Regions from separate parts of the Mus musculus genome. Here region 1 is linked to region 2. Evidence: chromatin loops called from intact Hi-C (ENCODE). Cell type or tissue: left cerebral cortex. All regions are shown on one strand.

Region 1 (8,000 bases), 110 kb before region 2:
TCCGTTTTTTACAGATACATTTTTAAAACAAGAGACCCCCACGGATTATAAGACACTTCCTTTAGGACTGGTAGCCCAGGGCACTGTTTCTTCTTCAGAGACGCATCATCCTTGAATCTTATCTTTTAGGCCAAGCCAGCTAAAGAGAGTACACACTCACACATCCTTTTATGAAGCACACACTGGGGTCTTGGGGGAGGGGGTGTGCCGTGCTCTTGACAGGGCTGACGAGACAAGCACACCACACTGTGAATTACTAAGACCAAGAACTGATTATAAATATCTGTTGCTCCACCGCAAACAAACACACAAACAACAACAACAAAACCCTGCAAAAGAATCAGAGCAACCCCATCCTTGATGACAGTCGTGAGGACCAAACGGTAGGGGTATCATTTACTCTCAAAGCTGTGCAGGACTAACTATATCTCTAATCACAAAGCCAGCTTCATGGGTATTTTCTTAAGCTTGGATCCCCCATCAAAGAGCCAGATGCAAGACTTTAGCACAATGACAAGAAACAGGAGTGCTTACTACGGTGGTTTCTACAAGTGTACAAAAACCTCGGAGATCTTCTGTTAAGCTCTGAATGCTTCAGCGAAAGGATGGATGGGTGACCGCACTGTTTGACCGCCTCCACTGTCAGAAAGGGGTGCGGCCGGGGCAGAAACTTGAACACTGCGTTGGAGAAGTAATGCCTGCCCTCATCAGATCACAAGGGAGCAGAAACACAGCATAGAATCAAGTGATCCAGAGGTCCTGAGTTCAATTCCCAGCAACCACATGGTGGTTTACAGATCTGATGCCCTCTTCTAGTGTGTCTGAAGACACCTGCAGTGTACTCATATAAATAAAAAATAAATAAATTCAAATGGTACCTTTAAAAGCTTATCGATCGATACCAATCACCAGTAGGTAAAACTCATACGTGGAAGAGAGACCACCAACATGCCTTACTTTTAGTTCTTTCTCAGAGCTTTCAGCAAAACAACCCTATCTCTACTACCCTGCCTTCTAGTGCCCAACGAGGACAGCACCCTGCCTTCTAGTGCCCAACGAGGACAATGCCCTGCCTTCTAGTACCCAATGAGGGTCCCTCTTCCTTTAGGTCTTCCTTCATGCTGGGAAGCAATCAGAAACACCCAACTAATTTTCTTTTCCAGTATTTTCAAGTTACAAATTCTGATGTGTTTTGAATTTTTTTCCCAGAATGTTCTAGTTATCAGTGACTGTTATTTCTCCAAGGTTTCCACCTTTACCTCATAAAATTTCAAGCATAAAAAGTGCGTTAGCATCATAAGCATTTTACTCTACAACTTCTTTGTAGTGACTTTTAAACATCCATCCTTAAGTCACCTCCGAGCGTGCCAAGGTTTATCAATCAGGGTGTGAAGAAGTGCTCCTGTAATGAATGAAGGGTGGGCACTTATGACAGTCTCAGATGTCCCTGCTACCCACTCAGCACATTGGAACCACTGTCTTTTCCCAAACTAGTGTTTGCCCTCAAAGCACGGAGAAGGTGCCAAGATAAAAGTCACACCCAGTTTTTCAGGAAAAAAGCCAGGACATTGATAGAGGGTTCTTGTCAGGTCTGTCCTTGGTTTAAAAGCCCATGCTTGCATATTTAATCAGGACCAGCTGCTAGAGCTTCAGACAGAGGTCAAAGACTTTTGTTTTTCTTTTGAGACAAGGTCTCACTTTGTAACCCAGGCTGACCTTTAACCCCCATCCACCTGCTCCTGTGCGCAGCACCACTACAACAGTGCAGACTCACTTGACATGTGCTGAGCCGGTAGATGTTAATTAAGTGTTCTGACCACAGAGAGTGAGGGGGTGGAGGCCATGGACTCCCTTGCTCATGGTGTTCTTTTCATAACGCACAGTAAAACATCAACTTGGATATGCCAAGTACATACAATTTTTATTTGTCCATTATACTTTCAAAAAATTGTAAAGACTTCTCAGACCACGTTCCCTTTTGTTTTGTCTTTTGAGACAGGGTCTCACCATGCAACCCCAGCTGGCTTGGAACTTGCTCTATGGCCTCAAACTCACACCTGCCTCTAGCTCCTGAGTGGGCAGACTGAGGACAAGGACCACCATGCCCAAGCAAGGCTTCAAAAGATGTTAAAAATATGTATAATTGTTTCATTTTTGCTTCACAAAGAAACTTGTATGGATTCCAAAATACATGGTTACTGCTTTAAATCATAATTTTTCCCATTCTCTGATAATCATAATATCATGCATGCACCACTATTCAAAGACAAAACTTATACTGACTATTTACCTGAGCATTTAAGTTACAAAGGACTTAAGCATGTCATTTTTAGAACACTTACTCAGAAGGGAGGTCAGCCCTGGAGCCCCCAGTCATGTTTCACGGTATGACCTGAGAGATAGGCTCCCCTACAAGACAGCTGAGGTTCAAGCAGAACTCAGCACTTTATACAATAAGGACCACTTCACAGAAGCCAAGCCAGAGACAGGAAAGGACGTGTACAGGTTCGTAGACGTGGTGGCCAGTTCTTTTTACACAAAATCCTGGTGCATACAATTCAAACTTAGTGCAGACTTAGTTAGTTAGTTAGTTACTGGGATCCACATATGGACTTTAGGAAACCCAGTTGCTCTTTCTCATTCTATATATCTGGTACATACATACATACATACATATGGGGAGGATAATCCTATGGATGGGCTCAAACAACAATAAAGTTAAGAATCATGGTACCTGGGTCAATCATTGTTTTTATAGGGAGGAAGCCTAAAACATCTCAAACTGCCAGAATATTATCCACCTTCGATATTACTGCTAGAATGTATCATATATATGATATATATCAAATGCATACATGAATAGTCATCATATAAATAATATTTGTACATGCTTTGAATAAAGGATATATATACATATATATGTATATATATATATATACACACACACACACACACACACACACACACTCAATCTGGTTATTCAAGGCAGGTGTGTTCAGGTTTGAGACCCACCACCTCCCATAAAATGCATACCCAACTCACTACACTGTAGAAAACAGGACAGTAACCCTGTAATAGCAATTGCACCTTTGGGCCCATTAGAGAAAAACAGAGTAAAATCTCTGGCCACTTTTTACCAATAACTAAGTAACAATCATTTGAAAAGCTACAGGCCTTATCATCTCAGAAAGTCCTTTGCCCAGAGTGTTTACCAAACGTTCAGTATTCAGCGAGCTACCTGGCAATAGAAGGGGATCAACTCTATATGTAACGTACACTCTCACTCTCTTTGATGCCAGAGATGTGTATCCTTCACTCACGAAAGGCCCTCCAACTTGTAATAACTAAAGGGTCAAGAAGAAACCTAAGTATTACAACTGCCTATTCCAATTTTTTGGTAGTCAGCTATCATTTGTCATTATTATTAAAGGTAATACTTTGAATGCACAGCCCTTGGCTTTTATGAAGCCGACTGTTTCTTGTAGTGGTAGTCCTGCATCTTATTTTGAGGGTTAAAATTTACATGAGGACTAGCAGTGTTCACTATCCTGTCCCTTAACGCTTCTCCAGTTAAGGTTTTGCATAATTCCTGCCCTTCCTGGCCAGGATCTGAAGAGGGGACAGGACGCCCCTCTGTATAAGAGGCCAGACAAAATAGCATTTATTAACACACCTAGCTTCCATCGCCTGCTTTTGCTCCTCAGACCGCAGTGAGGTCTAACTAGTGAGTTAGAACGGGGACACAGAACTTGGTTAACTTGTCATTTATGAAACCAGTCCATGCACGGTGCAAAACCGTAAACCCACGGGGTTTGGAGCATGCCCAGGGAAGAGCATCCTCCCAGTCCACCTAGGCAGCGATGGCACAGGCCGGTGGGCGGAGCTTGCGGCACACTAGGGAAGAAGGGGCACCGGTGGGAGGAGACCTGGGCAGAGTGGAGCCTGCCGCTGGGAGTGACGAGGCACCCAAGCCAAGCAGACCAGGCAGCGCACCCCCTTTCCTTCCTCCTCAGGGGCAGGGGCGGGGCGGAGGTACCTAGTTTCTGCCCCAGGTAGGTGAGGCTGTGATAGACCTTCTCAGCCGCGGCCAGGTGCGCCAAGGCCGCCAGCAGCGACAGCCAGCTGCCCCCCGCGCTCTTGTTGGCCTCTCGTTCCTTCTCCACATTGTCCTTGGCCTTGTCGTAAGAGAAGATACCCAGGTGAGAGAAGAACGTCTCCAGCACCGCCTGTTCCACCGGCACCGGGGCGGCTAGCGGGATAGACTCCCCCATGCGACCTGCGCGCCAGCTCCACCCACGTGGCTCCGCTCGCACTTCCGGGTTCTGAGGGGGACGCGCGTGCGCAGCTGCGTGCGTGCGCGTGCCCGCGGCGGGGCGGGCGAGCCGGCTGGCGGCGGGATGCTCCCGGGGCTCGCAGAGGGCGTGGCGGAGGTGAAAGGTGGAGGTGGCTACCAAGCCTAGGAACCTGAGCTTCCAGAGCCAGAGACCTGCAGCGGAGCCACCTCCAGCCCCGGGACGTCTCCTGCCCTCCGGAGGCCCCTGGAGGCCAGCGCCTTAGCGCGGATGACGTCACACGGGCTTGACGTCAGCTCTTGCGTGTCCATCAGAGCCAGAAGCCTTATCAGCCCTTACACCACCAAGGTTGTCAGATGGAAGCCAGACAGGAGTTCATAGCTAGTCGCCTAGTTTTCAAACCGACACACGCCATCAGTTAACATACCTGGCTAAGTCAGATCTGCATGAGTCGGTCAGCTTCCAGAGCTACAACTCTCTTCAGAGTTGCCCATCCATCTCCAACTCCATGAAGCTTCCTTGCGGGGGTTCTCAGAGTCAGGAATGACTTCCCATGAAATCGGTGCATTTTGTCATGCAGTTTCTTCACACGTTCATACGACATTTAAGAACACTAAACCATCTCAGCTCACAAGTGTGCTTTGAAATATTTCACGTATAAATTGTACGAATTAGAGAGTTTCACTGGGACATTTCCACGCATGAATATATCATGCTTTGACCATGTCCATCTCTCCTTCTCTCTCTTACACTCCTCTCTTCATCTTCCTTTGGCTTTCTTCCCAGTCCCTAAAAGTCCTTCTTCTCACATAATGCAAACCTAGGAAAAATAGTCACAGGGTATGCCAGACAAAGGGCTAATGTTTTAAGTTTTAATGGGCCAAGATCTCTTTCTAACCAGTAAAAACGAGAGGTTATGGACCTGTTGAGATGACTGTGTAGGGGCACTCGCTGCCCTGCCTGAGGCTCTGAGTCAGATGCTAGAAACCTACATGAGGAGTGCTGAGTCCTGCACGTTATCCCCTGACTTCCACATGAGCACGCAGGTATACTCACACAAAAACACGTGTTTGAAAGGCTATGTACATACTAGTCTCAAGAGAAATATGAAATGCAATTTTTATACCCAATTGAACCATTCAAAAGAATGCAGGCTAACTACTATACTCCTTATGAAGTGAAACTTCTTTCTGCTGAAGGGTCTGTGTAGAGAGAGTTGGTCTTGAATAGTCCGAGGCCTCTGCCTACTGTGTGTCAATGATACCCAGACCCAAAATAAGTTTCAAATATTGTTATGTGGGCTGGAGAGATGGCTCAGCAGTTAAGAGCACTGACTGTTCTTCTGGAGGTCCTGAGTTCAAATCCCGGCAACCACATGGTGGCTCACAACCATCTGTAATGAGATCAGACGCCCTCTTCTGGTGTGTGTGAAGACAGCTACAGTGTACTTACATATAATAAATAAATAAATCTTTGGGCCAGAGTGAGTGGGGCTGGAACAAGCAGGAATGTGTGTGTGTGTGTGTGTGTGTGTGTGTGTGTGTGTGTGTGTGTGTTGTAGGGGCATGTGTTCACATGAGTGTGTGCCTGTGTGTTTGAGTGCACATACTCAGTATGTGCTTTCATGTAGAGACCGGATATTATTGTTTCAGGTGTCTTTCTTAATTTTCCCCTCCCTTTTTCTTTAACACGGGTCACTCGTTGAGCCTAGAGCCCACAGATTGTTTAGGTTAGCTAGCCTATGAGCTCGAGGGATCCAACAGTCTTGACCCACCCACAGCCCAGGTTACAAACATTTGTCTCAAGCCCAGCTTTTATGGAGGATCTGATTTTAGGTCCTTGCACAGCAGTCACTTATGGACCGACCCACCTCCCAACCCTGCCCCCACAGCCCCCAAACAAAATTTCAAGGGCTGCTATATATAGTGTGAAGGTACTCTTATTATGCACTGCAGTCATGACTATAACTTGGCTTGACATGTCTAGATTACAGATAGCAGGGCCTGTTAGTATTGCAGGTGTACACTGACTACAGTATTGACTGTAGACACCACCGAGTCCATTAGATCAGAGGAGCAGAGCATCACTCGTCTATTGAGTGAAAGTTTCTACCCTTTATCCACATGACCATTTCTCCCAACCTCCGACCACTTGCAAGTCCCATTCTACTGTTTCTTAAAGTCCATCTGTTTTAGATTCTACATGTAACCAAGACGATGCAGTACTTATCTTCCTATTTCTGGCTTATTTTACACAGCGTGTCCTCTTCAGGTTCATCAATGGGACCACACAAATGGCCAGGTTTCCTTTTAATGACTAATATCCCATTGTGTGGCTACACCACATTTTCTTTCTCTGTTCATCTGTGACTGCGCATTTACATTGTTTCTTCATCTTGGCTATGGGGAATAAAGCTACAGAGAGCAGCATTGTTTCTTCATCTTGGCTATGGGGAATAAAGCTACAGTGAGCAGCATTTACATTGTTTCTTCATCTTGGTGAATATTGCTACAGTGAGCCCAGGGCAGTGGGTATCAGACAGAGTTGCCGATTTCCCTTGGATGTGTGCCCACAAGTGGGATGGCTGGATTGTATGGAAGTTCAATCGCTAATGTTTTAGGAAACTCCATACAATTTTCTATCATGGCTATAGCAGTGTATATTTCCTCCAGTGGGACTGGGCTTCCCTTCTCTCAATACTCATTATTTTTTATAATAACCATTCTGACACATGAAATAATATTTCATATTTTTATCTTGTATATATAAGTGTTTTTATATATAACTTATTTTTATGACTGTTTGCTTATATGTATGCCTGAGTACCATGTCCATGCCTCATATCCAAAACCTGAAAGGGACATTTGATTCTCCAGAACTGGGCTTACAGATTGCCTTAGTTAGGGTTTTACTACTGTGAAGAGGCACCATGACCAAGTCTACAACCATAGTGACATACCTACTCCATCAGGGCCACAACAGTGACACTCCCTGGGACAAGCATATACAAACTAACAGAGATGGTTGTGAGACAAACAAGCCTGGGACCTCTGTAAGAGAAGCAAGTGCCCCTAGCCACTGAGCCACCTCTCCAGCCCACCTTTCGTGGCTGTGATTTGCCTTTGCCCAGTCAATGTTAAGTACATTAAATGTGCTTGTCTGTCTGTCTCCTTTGGAAGAGTGTCTAGTGAGTTCTCTCCCTGACCCTCAACCTCTCTCTCTCTCTCTCTCTCTCTCTCTCTCTCTCTGACACAGACTCTTTCTTTGTAACTCAGGCTACAGTTTCAGGGGTGGCTCCCTGAAATTCTCCCGTTTGTTCAGACATCTAGGTCATCACACTCAGATCCTCTGCCCATTTTTACATCAGATTGCTCTTTGGTGTTCATTGCACGACTGTTTATATAGTTCGGCTATTAAGTTCTTGTCAGATCAGATGCAGGGCTTGCACATATTTTCCCAGGGTGACTTTTTTGTTTTGCTGATCATTTCCTTGGCTGTGCAGAAGCTTTTGGATTCTCCAAAACCCGTTTCCTTATTCTGCCATTGTAGCCCATGTTTTTGATGTCTTCACTGAAACAAAGTCATTGGTTTTGTCAGTGACTGACTGTCATTGAGTCATGCCAAAGCCCTATGTCAGGGACCTTCTCCTCTGTTTTCTGCAGGGAGTTTCACAACTTTCAGTTTCACAAGTATGTCTTTAATACATTT
Region 2 (8,000 bases):
GCCTCTTAAACCAGTCTCACAGCTGAAATGAAAATTCATGCAAAAACTCATTCGAACTGGAGAAAGGGGCCAGCCTGTGTTAGACTCATGTGTGTGCGTGCCTCTGTGTGTGTGTGTAAGCAGGAAAGTACAAGTGTGTGTCATGTGTGTGGATGCATTCAGAGGTTAGAGGTTTTCATCCTTTGGAGCTGAAGTCACAAGTGGTTGCAAGCCACCTAATATGGATGCTGGGAATTGGTGAGGTCTGGAAGTCACCACACAAACCACTGAGACACCCATCTCAGTCAAACTGAGCTGGTTTATTGAATACACACCCCAAAACTGATCAATCGGGGGTGCAATCTAGATCCAGAAGCTAAACTGTGACCTACAGAGCTTTGAAGCCTGAAATTCACAAATGTCTGTGCCCAGTTACTCCACCAATCAGGATTTAGGGACAGGAGATTTCCTTGAGAACACGTCTTTGTTGTACACTTATCCTGTCCTCATTGGTTGGGTCATTCGACAGTGGTGGGGTGCGACTTGACTTGCCTAGCATCATGTGCCAACTTGCCAATCAGGATTTCATGTTTCTTTCTGCCAAGTAGGATGTCAATTCCCAGGGAGGTGTTGGGTCCAGGCCTATTGTGGCTATCTATACAACGCCGTTCTAACTGTCCTCTATTGTGATTGCTTTCCAAGAATGCCAACGCATAGAACATAAGAGAATTTGGGTTAACAGCTAACTCAGGCACAAAGAAGTAACGGAGTAACAGCACATGAGAAAGTTTCCTTGTAACATTAGTAACAGCTTAAAATGATTGGCTATACAAGGCAACAGTTACCCAGGCCTTAACAGGAATCAGACTCAGGTCCTTTGGAAGAGTAACTCTCCAGTCTTGCAGCCTGACATTTCTAACAACTAAATGTGTTACACAAGGTTAAAGGCTATGCAGGAAATGCTTCATCTTTAACATGGTCAGATGTTGTACAGGACTGTCCTCTTGGGCAAATAACGGCCATCTTGGGGAGTTCAACTGTGCCCACTTGGCTTGCTAAGGATCACACAGGGTAAAGCCAGGAGATTCTCCTTGGAGTTTGCAGCCAACCCTTGCCACCTATTATACATACCTTGTCCAAGCTGGCCTAGGGGAGGGGCTAATGTATGTAGGTGGGGCAAGGCTGAGGAGCAAGGGGTGTTTCATCTATGTGGCTGAGAGAAGCCAGTTACAGGATATTTAATGACATTGTGAACCCCAAGATTGTGTTATTTACTGGAAACACATGTTTTAGTTGTGGTGTGGCCAGGCCTTAGCCCACACCTTTAACCCAGGAGCTTTCTTCTTGAATATCGTAAACAGGATTAAATAAAGTCAATCGTTGGTCAAGAAGCAGAGCAAGCAGCCAGTCAACAGGAAGTGAACATAGGATTATTCAGAAAAAAACCATAGAGAGTAAGAGGGAGTCAGGAGGATGGGTAGAGAGACACACAGGAAGTAGAAGGGAGGGGCATTCAGTTTGAAGGAGGTTTTTTTTTTTTTTTTTTTTTTTTGAGACAGCATGAGGGAGGGGATTCCTGGTGGGATATCAGCTGAGGAGGAGGGTTAGCTGGGTGCTTTCTCTGCCTCTCTGAGCTAGCAGGCTCCCGAGTCTTTGTTGGTAAAATCGATTTTGTTATAAAACAGCCATCATCCCTGATGAGTAAGGACTTTGCAGAGCAGCCTTTTTAAGGGAGAGGAGCGCCCACACTCAGTAAGTAACCCCTTACGCATGCTCAAGTAAGTCCAATAAACTCCTGGGGTCCCCACACTGAACTTTGAAGGAGTCTAGGTGAGCTTGTTCTTAGGACCTTGGGAAGAGGGGTAGACTTGAAGATTGCCCTGGGAAGGAGTTTTAGTAACATAAGTGAGTAAGGGTAGCTGCTAAGAGGTAACATCAGTTTTTATTCTACTTCCATTCCCTCCTCACTCTGTCCGATCTGCTGGCAAGTTTTGTTAGCTCTTTGTGGTCTGGGCATTGAAGCTAGGGTGGTGGGTGCGAGGTAAGCACACTATCACTGAGCTATATCCCTAGACCTCGTCATTCACTTTTAAAGAGAGGATATAGCTATTGTGCCCTGGCTGGCCTTGAAGTTGAGATCCTCCTGCCTCAGCTTCTGAAGCAGCTTGGATCACAGGCTTGTAGAACAGGTCTGGCTTATTCTTAGTGGGAGCTAGAGGCAAGGCTTTGACTACATTGAACATGTACACTGAGCATGTACTGAATAAGATATTAGGTGTATTGGCACACACCATTAGTCTCAGTACTTGTGAGGGAGACAGAGGTAGGGGGATCTTGGTAAGTTCAAGGCTAGCCTGGTCTATATAGTGAGTTCTGGAACAGCCAGAGTTTACTGTAGAATACTGTTTCTAAGAAACGAAAGGAAATCTACACGTTGGGTGCACTGCATTGTTTTCATGATAAACTCTTTAAACTCGGGAAGTAAACAATTCAAAGATCCCCCCCAAACTAACCAGATTAACAATACCATCCCCTCCCTCATGCTATACACTCTTGGACAAGCTGAATTGCTGGAACCTGTCCTACCTGCTGTCTTCGGGGAGGCTGCTGTCTTTATATCATTTCTGCTCCTGTAAGAAAGTCACCCCAGTAAAAGCCATTGGTTCACCAAGCTTGACTTTCGTGGTATCCTCACTTTAGTCTGTCATCAGTACCGAATCTGGGTATCTATCTGCAGTGAACAGATGTTTGTCCATGTATCCCCAGAGATAGTGTCACTTATGATAAGTCTAACACGTGTATCAAACTTAATTCATGAAATAGTCAGACCTGGTGACAACCTGGAACTCCAGCACTCTGGAATCTGAAGCAAGAGAACAGTGAAGGCCAGCAAGTTTCAGGCTAACCAGAGCTACATAGTGAGCCTCTCTCTGCCTCTAAATAAAATTAACCAAACCTTACCCTCTGAGGCTGGTACTGTCCCACTCTACATAAAATGAGTAAACTGAGATGGACTTTAACACTCATGATGCCAACAATAATGGAGGTGCAGCCTTAGGATTTAGGTAAGGTTGCTGGAGCTTATACTGCGCCCACACAGTAATAATAGCACGGGATCAAAGAAACAAAGCGAACGGAAGCACGGGACTTGTACGTATGTTTTCCCTCTCTCTTTTCTTTTTTTCTTTTTTTGAGACTGTGTTTCTCTCTGTAGTCCTGGCACTCGCTCTGTAGATGTGGCTACCTCTGCCTCCTCAGTGTTGGGATGAATGGTAATCGCCACCATCACCGGGGACTGCTTTCGGTTTTCTTTTTTTCTTTCTATCTTTTTTTGTAGGCAAATTTAGTAATATTTAAACTGGGCGTGGTGGTTCATGCCAGTAATTCCAGAATTTGTAAAGTTTAGGCCAGCTTGGGAAAAATGAGTGAAAACCAGCCTGGGTTATGGAGTGTGATCTTGCCTCAAAAGCAAAACAAGTAAATAAAAATACAGCGGATTTTTTTTTTTTTTAAAGAGTCCTTAAGCGTCTGGACTCTTGACACGTGGAACCGCTGGAAAGGAATTCAGCAACTGACTCAACACGTGGTTTCAACCACGTCCACTTTTCCGATCTCAGGATCTCCGCACTGCCACCTGACCAGACCCTTCTGGAGGGAGTGGAGAGTTACTAATTCACGCCGACGCTCAAAGCAGAGCGCAACGTGGCCGGTCTTCTAAAAGCTTAGAGGACCTCAGTAACCTGTAGCTAGGAGGGCGGTGTGCACTCTCCCAGCATGCACCACAGGCCCGCCGGCCACGCCCCCTGCGAGCTCCAGGGAGCACGTGCGCGGTCCTCCTCTCGGAAGCGTCCCATGCGCTTTGCACGCTGGGAGTTGTAGTCCCCCGGGCCCAGCCTGCTGGCGGCCGTCTGCACTCTACTTCCATGAGGCTGCTGCTAGCGCGGGTCCGCGCGGTACGACGCGGGGGGCGTGCCTCGCGCTGACTCAGCGGCGGCGTTAGCGGGACCCTGCGCAGTTTTCCTTCCAGGGCCGCCGACTCCGCCCGCCGGCTTGCCAACCTGCCCTCCCCGCTCCGCGCCACGCAAGAGAAGGCGCCCGGGGAACGCCGAGCGCCGAGAGGAGCGCGGCCCGGGCCGGCTCCGGCGCTAGCGCTGCGGCTGTATTGGAGGACTACAGCGACAAGGACGTGGGCCGCTCTCCGTGCTCCCTGCGTACGGCCCGCTCCTTGCGGCTGGCCGACCCTCGGGAGTGCAGGCGAGGAAGAGATATTGGAGTGATGGTGACTGGAGGCGTAGGGCGGCGGGCCGGGGACCCTACGTGGCCGGGCGAGCCGGACTTGGGGTTGGGGACGATCGGTGGCGGCCGCGTCCCTAGTGCGTGGCTGCCGGTTGCCGGGTGTTTCATCACCCGAGTGGCCACGAGGCTTCGCTCTGGGAGGGATCCGGGCGAAGGATAGGGGGCGAGGCCGGCCTAGGAGGCTGCCCCCCAACCCCATTTGTGATAGTTTTAGAGTGCGTCCCACCAGTTTGAGCTGTAGGGACCTCAAAGTTGATCCGCTTCCCACCCCGGGACAAATAGGAGAGAAAGTGTTATTTCTGCGTAGTAATTTGCCAGCAGGGACAGCCTTTTCCCCTTTTTGCTTCTTTACAGTCTTGCAGCCACGGAAAAGCTTGATGTTCCCTGTAACCTGAAAAACGAGTACTTTTTGGAAGCCTTAATTAGTTGTTACTGGGGGAAGTTACGTTGTATTAAAGCGACTTGTCAACTTGATGTTAAAAGGCTGGAAAGATTCAGTCGGTCTCAAACAGGCTTAAGTAGGTGTGGAGGAATTTTCCACATTGTTTGATTATTCTTGACTTAATGGCTGAGGGAAAAATTAAGGCTTCCAATTTTACATGTTTTTTTTTCGCTCCCCCCACCCCCACATCCACCTTTGCAGGTAGTATAAGATGTTTACCATATTGTAACAATGTTTAAGCCTGCAAGGCTCTGCATCGGTAGGTCAGAAAGCTAAGCTTCCTTTGCCGGTCTTTATTAGGCAATCGTTACCTTTTAACCCTGTGTTTTATTCACAGATAGGTGGTTTACCATCTCATTTTATTTTGGTTTGATGTTTTTTTCCGATTGTGTAGAGGGCGAAGGTTTGTGAGGGATTCCTCACTATGGAACAAGTTTGCTGAGGATTTTTTTTGTTGGTGTTGAGCATGTGCTCGGCTGGGCCTCTTATTTATCTTTTTTCCTCTTGTCAAGATTAGCGTGAAATGACAAAACGCTTAAGCAGTTTTTTTCCCAAAGCAATGGATAATTTAAAGGAACTCTAGTGGATTTCTCAATCAGGGGTTTACAGACAGTCTTACACCGACTTTTCTCTCTGAGCATTTTTAGCAGGAATACTACTTTACTTTAAGAATGTTTCAAGTTGTGCATCCTGCGTGCCTGTCTCTGACTTTGTACCCTATTGGAGGCATGCTTTGCACACATGCACACATTGTAGTCTTTAGGACTTTGCCCCTTTTCCTGCAGACAGAATGGAATGCATACTTTTGGGGTGTTTGTTTGTTTGTTTTGGTGTGCAGCTTCAATTTTTGTTTTGTTTTTGAGACAGAATCACTATAGCTCTGGCTAGCCAGAACATCCATATGTAGATAGACCAGGCTGGCTTTGAAGTCCCAGATCCCCCTGCCTCTACCTCCCAAACAGTGGGATTAAAAGGTGTGTGCTACTTTGAGTGACTGAATGGTTGTGTCACTTGGGGTGTGTGTGTGTGGGTCGGTGGGGTTGGTTGGTTGGTTGTTTTTTCAGACTGGGTTTCTCTGGGTAGCCCTGGCTGTTCTGGAACTCTGTTGACTAGGCTAGCCTGGAACTCAAGAGATCAGAGACCCTCCTGCTTCTGCCTTCCCAATGCTGGTATTAAAGATGTGTTTTTGTTTTGTGTTTTATCTGTTCTTACTGATAAGGATTGGAATATAAATCTAGAACTTAAAAAAACTACATATATTTATCTCATATATGTACAGATGTGTGCATGTGTGAATGTGCGCATGTGCAGTGTACATGCGCAGTTCTCTTCTTCCACCATATGGATCTAGGGTTTTCAGGGGTCTTTACCCGTGAATCATCTCACTAGTTCAAACCCAGAGCACTAAAAACCTAAAACCTGTGTTTTCACATTTTAAGAACATAGTAATGCATTCATATTTCACAATGGTTTGGGGTTTTTTGTTTTTGTTTTGTTTTGTTTTTTGTTTTTGAGAAATCAAACTGTCACATGGTAGGTCGTGGAAAGGATTATTTAATCCTGTTCTGTTAGGATCAAATAGTAGAGCGTCGAAGCTGTATTGCTGCACGAGGTGATCTGGAGGTGAAATATTGGAGGCCTTGCAGGGTTTAGCCTCGAAGCTGAGAAGAGCTGTGTGTGTGTGTGTGTGTGTGTGTGTGTGAAGTAGGGTGTGCTTGAGAGCTGCCGTGTGATGTGGCAAGCATTGCTGGCCTTGCTGAGGAGCACGAAGAGTGGTCAGGAATTGTTGAGAAATGTTGGCATCTCAATCCTGTAGGCAGTTGGAATTTAGATTGCCTGGCTGGGGTCTGCAAGGTTGCTATGAGTGATCAGAAGAGGGGGCTTAACTTGGATCCTGATTTTTTTTTTTCAATTCCAAAAAGATCAAGGAAAACAGAAGAGTATAGAGATCTATCTGCGGCCTGGCCCTGGCTTCACCACGCCTGAAAGGCTGCCCGTGACCTCCGTTCACCTCTTGGCCTCTTTAAGTTCTCTGTGGCTCTAATAATTTAAAAACAGATAAATAAAAAAGATGTGTAGCTTTATAATAGGAATATAAGGATATATCTGTATGTGCTTATATGTGTGCTTGTATATATATGTGCAGGTGGAAGGCAGGGAATCCATATTAGATGTCTTCATCTGTTGATTTTCACTATAACTTTTTTTTTTTTTTTACAATTTCATACATGTATATAATGCATGCTGCTTATTCTCCTACCTTGAATATTTGTCAGAACTCTCCGCCTCTCCTTACTTTTTGAGGCAGGGTCTTACTGAACCTGGGACTTAGCAGTTTGGCTGAGTAGCTGGCCAGAAAACTTTGGGGATCTGACTGTTGTTTCCACCTCCTTCCCCACCCCCAGCACTTCATGCTTGTTTCTAGAAGAATTACTTTCTGTATTTGGCCGGGGCACTTTGCGGGGCGATAGCACCTGAAAGCTTTAATGGCATACTTGTTTAGAGTCTGCACAATTATGCTGCTGTGGGCTCCATGGCCCACTTTTGTTCTTGTGAGGTCTAGACTCTTAAGGTGGGTTTTGACCCTTCAGGAGCTGTGTATTTTCAGCCACATCTGATATTCTAGGTGATCATCTTTTGTTTTCTGTGCACAGATGATTGTGGATTCTGCTGTGGGATTAGAAGCCACGTCTGTTGTGATCGGAAAACTCCAGGAATAGCGGCCGAGATGGATGAACAGGCTCTTTTAGGGTTAAATCCAAATGCCGATTCAGACTTTAGACAGAGGGTAAGTCAGTCAATGTAACTATTTTGAAAAGCATGCAACCATAAACACGTGTCAGAGGATTTAGACAGCAAACACATCTGATGATAGAGGTATAATTTGAGTAAACATTAATAAAACCAAACATATTTGAGGCATGTTCTGAATATTGAAACATCGAGTGTTCTGATTGATTTTTGTTAGATTGGCTGAGCCAGGATCCTGAAACCTGACCCGTTAAGGCAGGACTTTGTGCAACATGGGACGTTGCTAATTGTTGCAACGTTGTAACACAGTTACAGAGACAGAGAACTTTGTAGTAGGCAGTATATGTTTTACCCTGTGGTTGCTTACCTTGCACTGCAAGTTGCTTAAGTCTGAAGTTGGTGACAGTGAGCCTCCTTACTAGTCTCTGCAGACTGGAAATAAGCAGTTCCCGTATGCCACACCTTAAGTTATATAAAACAATTTTGTGATGAGAAATCCATTAGGAGATGCTGGTATATTTGGATAAATGTA

The links. A loop is a pair of places that touch in the nucleus more often than their neighbours do. Peaks named below come from ENCODE experiments on the same cell type or tissue, not always from the same donor. Only the 100,000 strongest peaks of a DNase experiment are listed, where the experiment ranks them.
Region 1: it touches region 2 in a loop (2.7-fold over the local background); 3 of 42 quality-filtered maps call a loop at or near these places.

What each region holds. Positions count from the first base shown.
Region 1 is chr10:121,736,247-121,744,246 of GRCm38, reverse strand. BC048403 (cDNA sequence BC048403) reads right to left here and starts at 4,317. Exons shown (of 3, transcript NM_173022.3): 1 at 4,037-4,317. The coding sequence starts at 4,271. In left cerebral cortex, CTCF peaks have their summits at 4,345 and 4,554 (motif pointing left); DNase peaks (open chromatin) are centred at 3,873, 4,365 and 4,551; H3K4me3 peaks cover 1,504 bases; H3K27ac peaks cover 1,094 bases.
Region 2 is chr10:121,622,363-121,630,362 of GRCm38, reverse strand. Xpot (exportin, tRNA (nuclear export receptor for tRNAs)) reads left to right here and starts at 4,031. Exons shown (of 25, transcript NM_001081056.2): 1 at 4,031-4,258; 2 at 7,372-7,505. The coding sequence starts at 7,446. In left cerebral cortex, a CTCF peak has its summit at 4,155; a DNase peak (open chromatin) is centred at 3,898; H3K4me3 peaks cover 2,085 bases; H3K27ac peaks cover 955 bases.